2 separate regions of the Homo sapiens genome follow, and region 2 is linked to region 1. A link is a contact called in ENCODE Hi-C data. All regions are on one chromosome and are shown on one strand. Each heading gives the region's core, a stretch centred on a gene start or an enhancer-like site at or near the end of the contact. The rest is flanking DNA. Distances are from core to core; before and after follow the strand shown. Region 1 holds the start of WFDC5 (WAP four-disulfide core domain 5). Region 2 overlaps LOC105372631 (a long non-coding RNA gene).

Region 1 (3,568 bases), core at 791-3,290:
TAATTAGGCACTTGCTGTTTATCAGGGACTATGCCAGGCTCTTTGTATCAGAGACACCCAGACGTTTGAGTGAGAAGGGGGCAGAATGGGGAGCTCTTATAAACAGAGGCGGCTGGGCTTCCACAGGCAACAAACTGAGACTTCCCTTCCCTTGGCTTCGTCACCTTCCTCCATTGTCTGAAATTCTACCAACAGCTCGGCAATGTCTTACAGGAGAGAAACCAGTGGGGGACAAGGTGTGGTGAACTGGGGGAGAGACAAGCTTGTCACACCTGCCCATGCAGAGTGGCCCTGCGCAGGCTCGGTTTCTGCTGTGCCAGCTCTTTGCCTCTGAGCAGCTGGGCTGAATATTGGGGTGTGCTCCCTGGGAACACAATGACTCCCCCAAATCACCCACTTATGCTGTGCTTACTGTGTGCCAGGCCCTTATTCCTCGAGACACCATTTACTCCTGAGAGAGAGGCATGGGACCCCATTTTACAAGGAGTAAGTCTCCAGACCTGTCCTGTTGCCTTCCAGGAGTGTCCTGCCTGGAAGTCCTAATAAACTCATGCACTTGCCAATCTGGCCTTGTCTAAGTCATTCTTTGTTCTCTCAGCTCCTTCCTATGTTGGGGGTGCATTGTCCTGTACAGTCCTGGGTTTTTGCTGTAATAGTTGGTAAAGTGAATCTTTCTGATTTCAAATACTTGCACTCATGCACTTGCTAATCTGGCCTTGTCTAAGTCATTCTCTGGTCTCTCAGCTCCTTCCTATGTTGGGGGTGCATTGTCCTGTACAGTCCTGGGTTTTTGCTGTAATAGTTGGTAAGGTGAATCTTTCTGATTTCAAATACTTGCATTCAAATGCCACATTTGGCACTAACTCAGAGTCAGTCTTTGACCTTGTTAAGTGGTTCCCCGCTATGCCTCAATTTTCCTCATCTGCAAAATGGGGATGAAAATAGTCCTGTCCTCACAGCACCTTGTCGAGGAGTTACGTGATGATGGTGCATGAATCACAGCCAACACAGGGTCCAGCCTTGGAGCTCACCAGTGTACTTCCTTCCTCAGCCTGTCCCCATTACTGTCCCCTTTCTTTAAGGCAGGGCAAGGGTTGCACAGGTGAATGTAGGTTGGAGTGTTCCAGCCCCAGAAAAGGACGCAGGTGGAGGCCTCACCCAGATCAGGAGTCACCTGTCTAGCCACTCAGCAGCCCTCCCTCACCTGTCAGCAGGCCAGCCCCAGCCTTGTCAGGGGTGGGAATGGGGACAGGAGGTTGGGGGCGATGAGAGTTAGAGACAGAGCTTCCTCCCCACAAAGCCCAGATCCCAGAAGCCACACCCTCTCCTCAATTCCCAAGTCCCTTCCACAGATGGGGTGGTGGACCCACTGACCCAGTCACACCACAGCCCAGCAGGCACAGACAGGGTCCCTCCCCACACCTGAAGGCACAGAGACACACATGGACAGGCACCAAGCTCAGACACATGCGTGCAGCCATTCCTAAGTGTACGTGTGCAGACAGAGCTTTGCACAGACAAGCAGACGCAAAGACACATGTCTACACAGACACAGGCACATGCATTCCCCGCCCTGCCACCCCCTGACATATAGACAGGCACAGACAAGCACCGAGAAACTGGCAGAAAAGACACTTACAGATACCAACACAGGCAGGTGGACAGGCACAAATGTACACACATAAAAACACAGGCTTCTGAAAGCACTAAGAATCAGGCATCCACACATACACACACGCACGCACGCACACACACACGCGCACACACACCCCACAGGGCATTACCTGCCTTCCCCCAAACCCTTACTCTCCCTAGAGAAGTAGAGACAATCTGGTCCCCCCAGCAGAGGGATTTCCCGCACTCACCTCCCTTCTTCCTGCCAAAGACAGCAGGCAGCTGACTCCCCACAGCCAGGAGGGCCCCCAGGAGGAGAAGGCTCTGGGTCCTCATATTTCTGCTGCCGGCTCAGGGCCCAGGGCCCCCCAGATTAACACCTGCAGCCTCAGGGAAGCCAGAGAAACTTAGTCAGGAGAGGAAAGAGAGGGGGTGTGGAGTGACACCGTGCCTGCTTCATCTTGGCCCCACCCCCTGAGGGCCCGAGGACTCAGTGCAAGGGATGCTGTCACAATAGCTGAAGATAGGGTGGCGGCACATCCTGCATGTGGGGGACTCAGATCCAGTCTTGCCTGTATCGGTGACTTGGGCTGTGATCTTGGGCAAGTCTTGTCTCTCTGGGCTTCAGTTTTTTCATCTGTACACAGGGTGAAGGTTGTTGAGGCAGATGCTTGCTATCCTGGCTCTCAAAGATGTTGAAGCCCCAGCGATGTCTAGGCAGCGGGTAGAGGTCAGCTTTGAATAGCAAAGGAGTGGGGGTTTGCAGAGTTCTGGATGCCTAGGAAGGGAGAAGGCATTAGGGTTAGGCCAGAGCTTGCAGCCAAAGAAGGCTGGCCCAGGCTGGCATAATGAGTGAGGCCAGCCCTGGCCTCTCCTCTTGGGTCCTGTGGATGGGAGAAAGACCACCCCGCCTTTGGTGAGATCACCAGTGGCTTCTGATAGAACTGCCCTCTTCCTGGGGCTGGCTTGGCTGTTGAGGGTGGGGGAGCATGGCTTTTGGCTTGGCTAAGTTTGCTGGTCACAGCAGATGTGTGGCCACTGGAACCTCTTCTCTGGCCCTAAGGGATCCTGAGCAAAAAAATGTCATCTCATCCAGGGACCCCCACCTTAGATTTCGTATCTCTGATGTTGCCTCCTGCATTTGGTAGAAGAGAGGGAGCTGAGACTTGGCATCCTAAGGGACATCCTAAACAGAAACTCCATCGAAGTACATTCTCTCAGCCTTCTCATTTGAAAGACGAGGAAACTGTGAGATAGAGATGAGAGGGGACTGGCCCAAGGACACGCAGCTAATTCCTGACTAAGCTGGGACTTCCCACTGTGGCCTCCCCATCACCCTCATTCAGTTCCTGGGTTTTAAAAGCAGGTCAATACCTCATCTGATCCTGAGAAAGGAGGGTGATATTACAGGGCTTGTCTCACTTACCCATTCCAATCCAGGACAGCCCTGGCAGCAGGAAGTTCTTCCTTGGGTTTAATGTGAATCTCTCGTGCTGTCTTCTAAGCTATTAAGATAGGAGAGGCTCTGTCTTCTATGATCTGATGTTGCTTTTGGAATGCTGGCACCTCCTTGGAAGCTTTATTTTGGAGGACAAATATATGAGCCCTTCCTTCCTCCCTCCCTCCACCCCTCCCTCCCTCCACCCCTCCCTCCCTCTTTCTTTCTTTTTTCTTTTCTTTCTTTCTTTTTCTTTTTCTTTCTTTCCTTTTTTCATTTCTTTCTTCTTTCTTTCCTTCTTTCCTCTCTTTCTTTCCTTTCTCTTTCTTTCTTTTCTTTCTTTCTTCTTTCTTTTTCTTTCTTCTTTCTTTCCTTTTTTATTTCTTTCTTCTTTCTTTCCTTCTTTCCTCTCTTTCTTTCCTTTCTCCTTCTTTCTTTCTTTCTTTCTTTCTTTCTCTCCTTCTCCTTCTTCTTTCCTCTCTCTCTTTCTCTTTCTCTCTCTGTCTTTGACAGAAT
Region 2 (3,568 bases), core at 470-2,969, 330 kb after region 1:
GACGTGTCCTGTGAAACCGCAGACTTAACACATCTTCCAAAAGCCAGCTTGGCAGGAGGTCACTGCTAGAAGCACCTCTGAAATAATCTGAGCCGTCTTACCTGTTCCCCTTTTTCAGATGGGAACACTGAGGCAGCCACCCTGCAGAGTGAGTCTGCAGTGCTCCTGAGCCACCCCCCTCCAGGCTTGGCAAACTCACTGCCTTCTTGTCTGTTGCCTTGACTGCAGGGAGGACCAGAGGTGCTCATTTCTGGGAGGGTCTAGGATCTGCCAGCTGCACAGTGTCCAAGTCAAGGGCTTCAGCAACGACAATTAACAAATTCCTTTCTCTTTGCAGAGAGCCTGTCACCTGTGCTGCCTTGAGATGCTGACATCTGAGGATGCCCCAGACAGGGCCTGTGGCTGCTTTCTGAAATAGTGCAGCACCTTCTCTGCTTCCTCCTCAACCTTCTCCTTCACAGCAGAACCCTGCCTCCTTCCTCTCCCCACAGGCTTGTTTCAGCATTGATTTGATCAACTGAGCACCACGAGAACACAAACCACATTCCTTTGTTTTTTCATCACGTTACCCCCAGCACTTAGGACAGTGCCTGGCACAAAGGAGGTAGTCTGTAAATATTTGCGTAATGAATGAATAAAGGAGGGCATGAGTACATCTCCTCTGCCCAGCACGGATGACAGGCTGAGGGTTTGAATCCAGGACTCTCTCACCGTAGCCCTCATTCTCACTGCATCCTCACCTTCGTCCTCCACCCCCCACCCCCCCACTGGGTTCCTTGGGGATGGCAGGGGTGGAGTTCCTGGCATCCAGTTCTGAGCATCAGCTCTGCCAAGTAGTGGTGGCGGGGGGGTTTTCATGAAAGAATCCCCCTCGCTCCCTGTGATGTTGGACATTTTTCCTTGTCTGTGTAGTTTCAGGCTTTGTCTCTCTGGCCTTATACAATATTTAAAAACATTCATTTTCCAGTTAAACAAACTGGATTGGATACTGTTGTTTGCAACTAAGAACCTTAATATTGGGTGATCTTCCCAATATTTTGCAGAACAGCAGCATCACCGCTTTTCCTGCCATCAGACTGGGCCCTACCAGTTGTAAGAAGAAAACCCATTGCAACACCTACCTCTTAATGGCCACTCCAAGCTACACAAAAACCTGAGTGATGTTTCAACATTAAAGCCTTTTCTTTTTTTTTTTTTTTTTTTACTTTTGGGCCAGGTCAGATTGAGGGGTAGGTTGTTCTCCTGGTCTCTCTGAAGGAGAAGGGAAGGAGCATGAGGGTCAATTGTCTGCTTATCTAAGAAATCCCCTTCCCTGAAGTTGTGTGTGTGTGTGTGTATCTCTGTATGTGTGTTGTAGGGTGGTGGTGGTGGTTTGTTATTTCAGTTACAGCAATAACAACTACCCATTTAGTGGACACCGACCATGTACCAGGCTCCATGCTTAGCCTTTTACACGCATTATTTCATTTAATTCCCAAGAATCCTGTGAAGGAGGGTGCATTATGGTCCCCAGTTTACAGAGGGGGATATGGAGGCACGGTGATGTCACGTAACTGCCATATTGTTTTCCTGGGGCAACTAGAACAAAGGACTACAGACTGACTGGTTTAAACAACTGCAATTTACCCTCTTAAATTCTGGAGGCCAGAAGTGTGAGATCAGGGTGTCCACAGGGCTGCGTTTGCTCTGAAGAAGCTGGGGAAGGATCTGTTCCAGGCCTCTCTCCTGGCTTCTGGAAGCTCCTTGACTTGTGGTCACATAAATCCAGTCTTCACATAGTGTTCTCCCGTCTGTCCCCTTTTTAAGGACACCAGTTGTATTGGATTAGGGCCCACACTGATGACCTCATCTTAACTTGATTACCTTTGTAAAGAGCCCATCTCCAAATAAGGTCACATTTGGAGGGACCTGGGGGTTACGACTCCAAGTAGCTTTTTTGGGAGGACACAGTTCAACCCATAACAGCTGATAAATGGCAGAACCCAGGCATATGTGACAGACCCAAAGGCTTTGTCCTTTGGGAGGAAGATTGTGTAAATTAGAGCCCAGACTTTCCAGCCAGGCTATAAAAGTCCTAATTCTGGGTTTGTCTGAATTTGGGAATTTGGGGATCTAAGAAGCAGCTTATTAGGTAAGGTGGGCGTGGGGGTGAGAAAGGGTGAGGCATCAAGCCCCCCATCACTGTTTGTGACTGAGCTTAATCCCATTGGGAATGCTGGGAGCAGGGCCAGACAATTCCTCGCAGCAGCTATCACCCCCTTTCCCTAGGAGAGCAAGTGTTTATGCACCAGTGGAGATATTCAGGCACCAGTCTCCATATGGACTGAGGGTTTCCGGCTGATCTGGGCCTGGGCCCTCCTTGTGTGGCTTCCAAGGAAGCCCTCAGGCAAAGAGATGCAGACACTAGCACTTGGAAATCAGCTGGTGGCACCGAAGGAGTCAGGTCCGGGGTAAGGGTAGGGCACATATCTTCTGCCACACTCTGTATGTGGCTTTGAACAAGTGATTTAACTTGTAGGTGTGCTCTGTACCTGTCTTCTCCCTGTGTGGGGTTGTTGTGTAGCTAAGTGAATTAACACATGCTGAGCCCTTGGACCATGTAATGACTGCAACTTAAACATTAACTATGATTATTATTGACTAAATGATACTGCCCCCTACTGGAAAATGTGTGACCCGGACATCACTTAGAAACTAGTGCTGGATGGCATTTGGGAGGGAATCTGATCCAACTTCCTCATTTCACAGATGAGGAATTCAGACCTAAGAAAGGGAAGTATGTTGCCCAATGTCACACAGCTAACATATATAATCATTATAATAGACAACCCAGGCAGCCTCATTCACTTGTTCATTCATTCACTCTCATGTGTGTGTATATATGTATATAATTATATACATATATAAAACAGACATGTATATAGCATATATTATGTGTATATAATATACATATTTTATATATTTATACATATTATTTCTATTAATATATAATTACATATACACATGTGTATATGCACATATGTATATAATTATATACATATGCATATAATATATATTATACATGCACATACACATGTATATAATTATATACATATATATGCATATATACACACACATATGTATCACTAGTGTTTGTAAGTGATATCCGGGTCACTCATTTTCCAGTAGGGAATAGTATAATTATATACATATATGTGCACATATATACATAATACATATGTTTTTAGAGACTGGGTATTGCTCTGTCACCCAGGCTGGAGTGCAGTGGTGCAATCATTGCTCATTGTAACCTCGAACTCCTGGCCTCAAGCAATCCTCCTGTCTCAGCTTCCCCAGTAGCTGGAACTACAGATATGTGCCACCATGCTCAGCTAATTTTTTAACTTTTTGTAGAAACAGGGTCTCTCCATGCTGCTCAGGCTGGTTTGGAACTCCTGGCCTCGAGCAATCCTCTGGCCTCGGCCTCCCAAAGTGCTGGGATTACAGGCGTGAGCCACCACGCCAGGCCTCACTCCTAAATATTAAGCACCTGTTTTGTGATAGGCACCAGGAAAACAGTAATGACCAA

The links. Hi-C counts contacts between places; a loop is a spot of excess contacts on that map. Pooled maps may share reads with other maps.
Region 2: a map of mammary epithelial cell shows a loop between it and region 1 (4-fold over the local background). The contact joins the enhancer-like site here to the promoter of WFDC5 in region 1. A Hi-C loop is called at or near these places in 1 of 168 maps with a recorded cell type or tissue (mammary epithelial cell) and 1 of 50 pooled maps.

What each region holds. Positions count from the first base shown.
Region 1 is chr20:45,113,134-45,116,701 of GRCh38, forward strand. WFDC5 (WAP four-disulfide core domain 5) reads right to left here and starts at 2,041. Exons shown (of 4, transcript NM_145652.4): 1 at 1,866-2,041. The coding sequence starts at 1,950. RefSeq lists enhancers at 1,477-1,978, 1,979-2,478.
Region 2 is chr20:45,447,907-45,451,474 of GRCh38, forward strand. It overlaps LOC105372631 (a long non-coding RNA gene), which reads left to right. Exons shown (of 4, transcript NR_159957.1): 4 at 338-675. Among named protein-coding and RNA genes, the nearest start is that of WFDC2, 20 kb to the right of the region's middle. Within about 2 kb of position 1,720, at least 3 of the 41 ENCODE cell types and tissues checked have a DNase peak (open chromatin) inside an H3K27ac peak, as active enhancers do.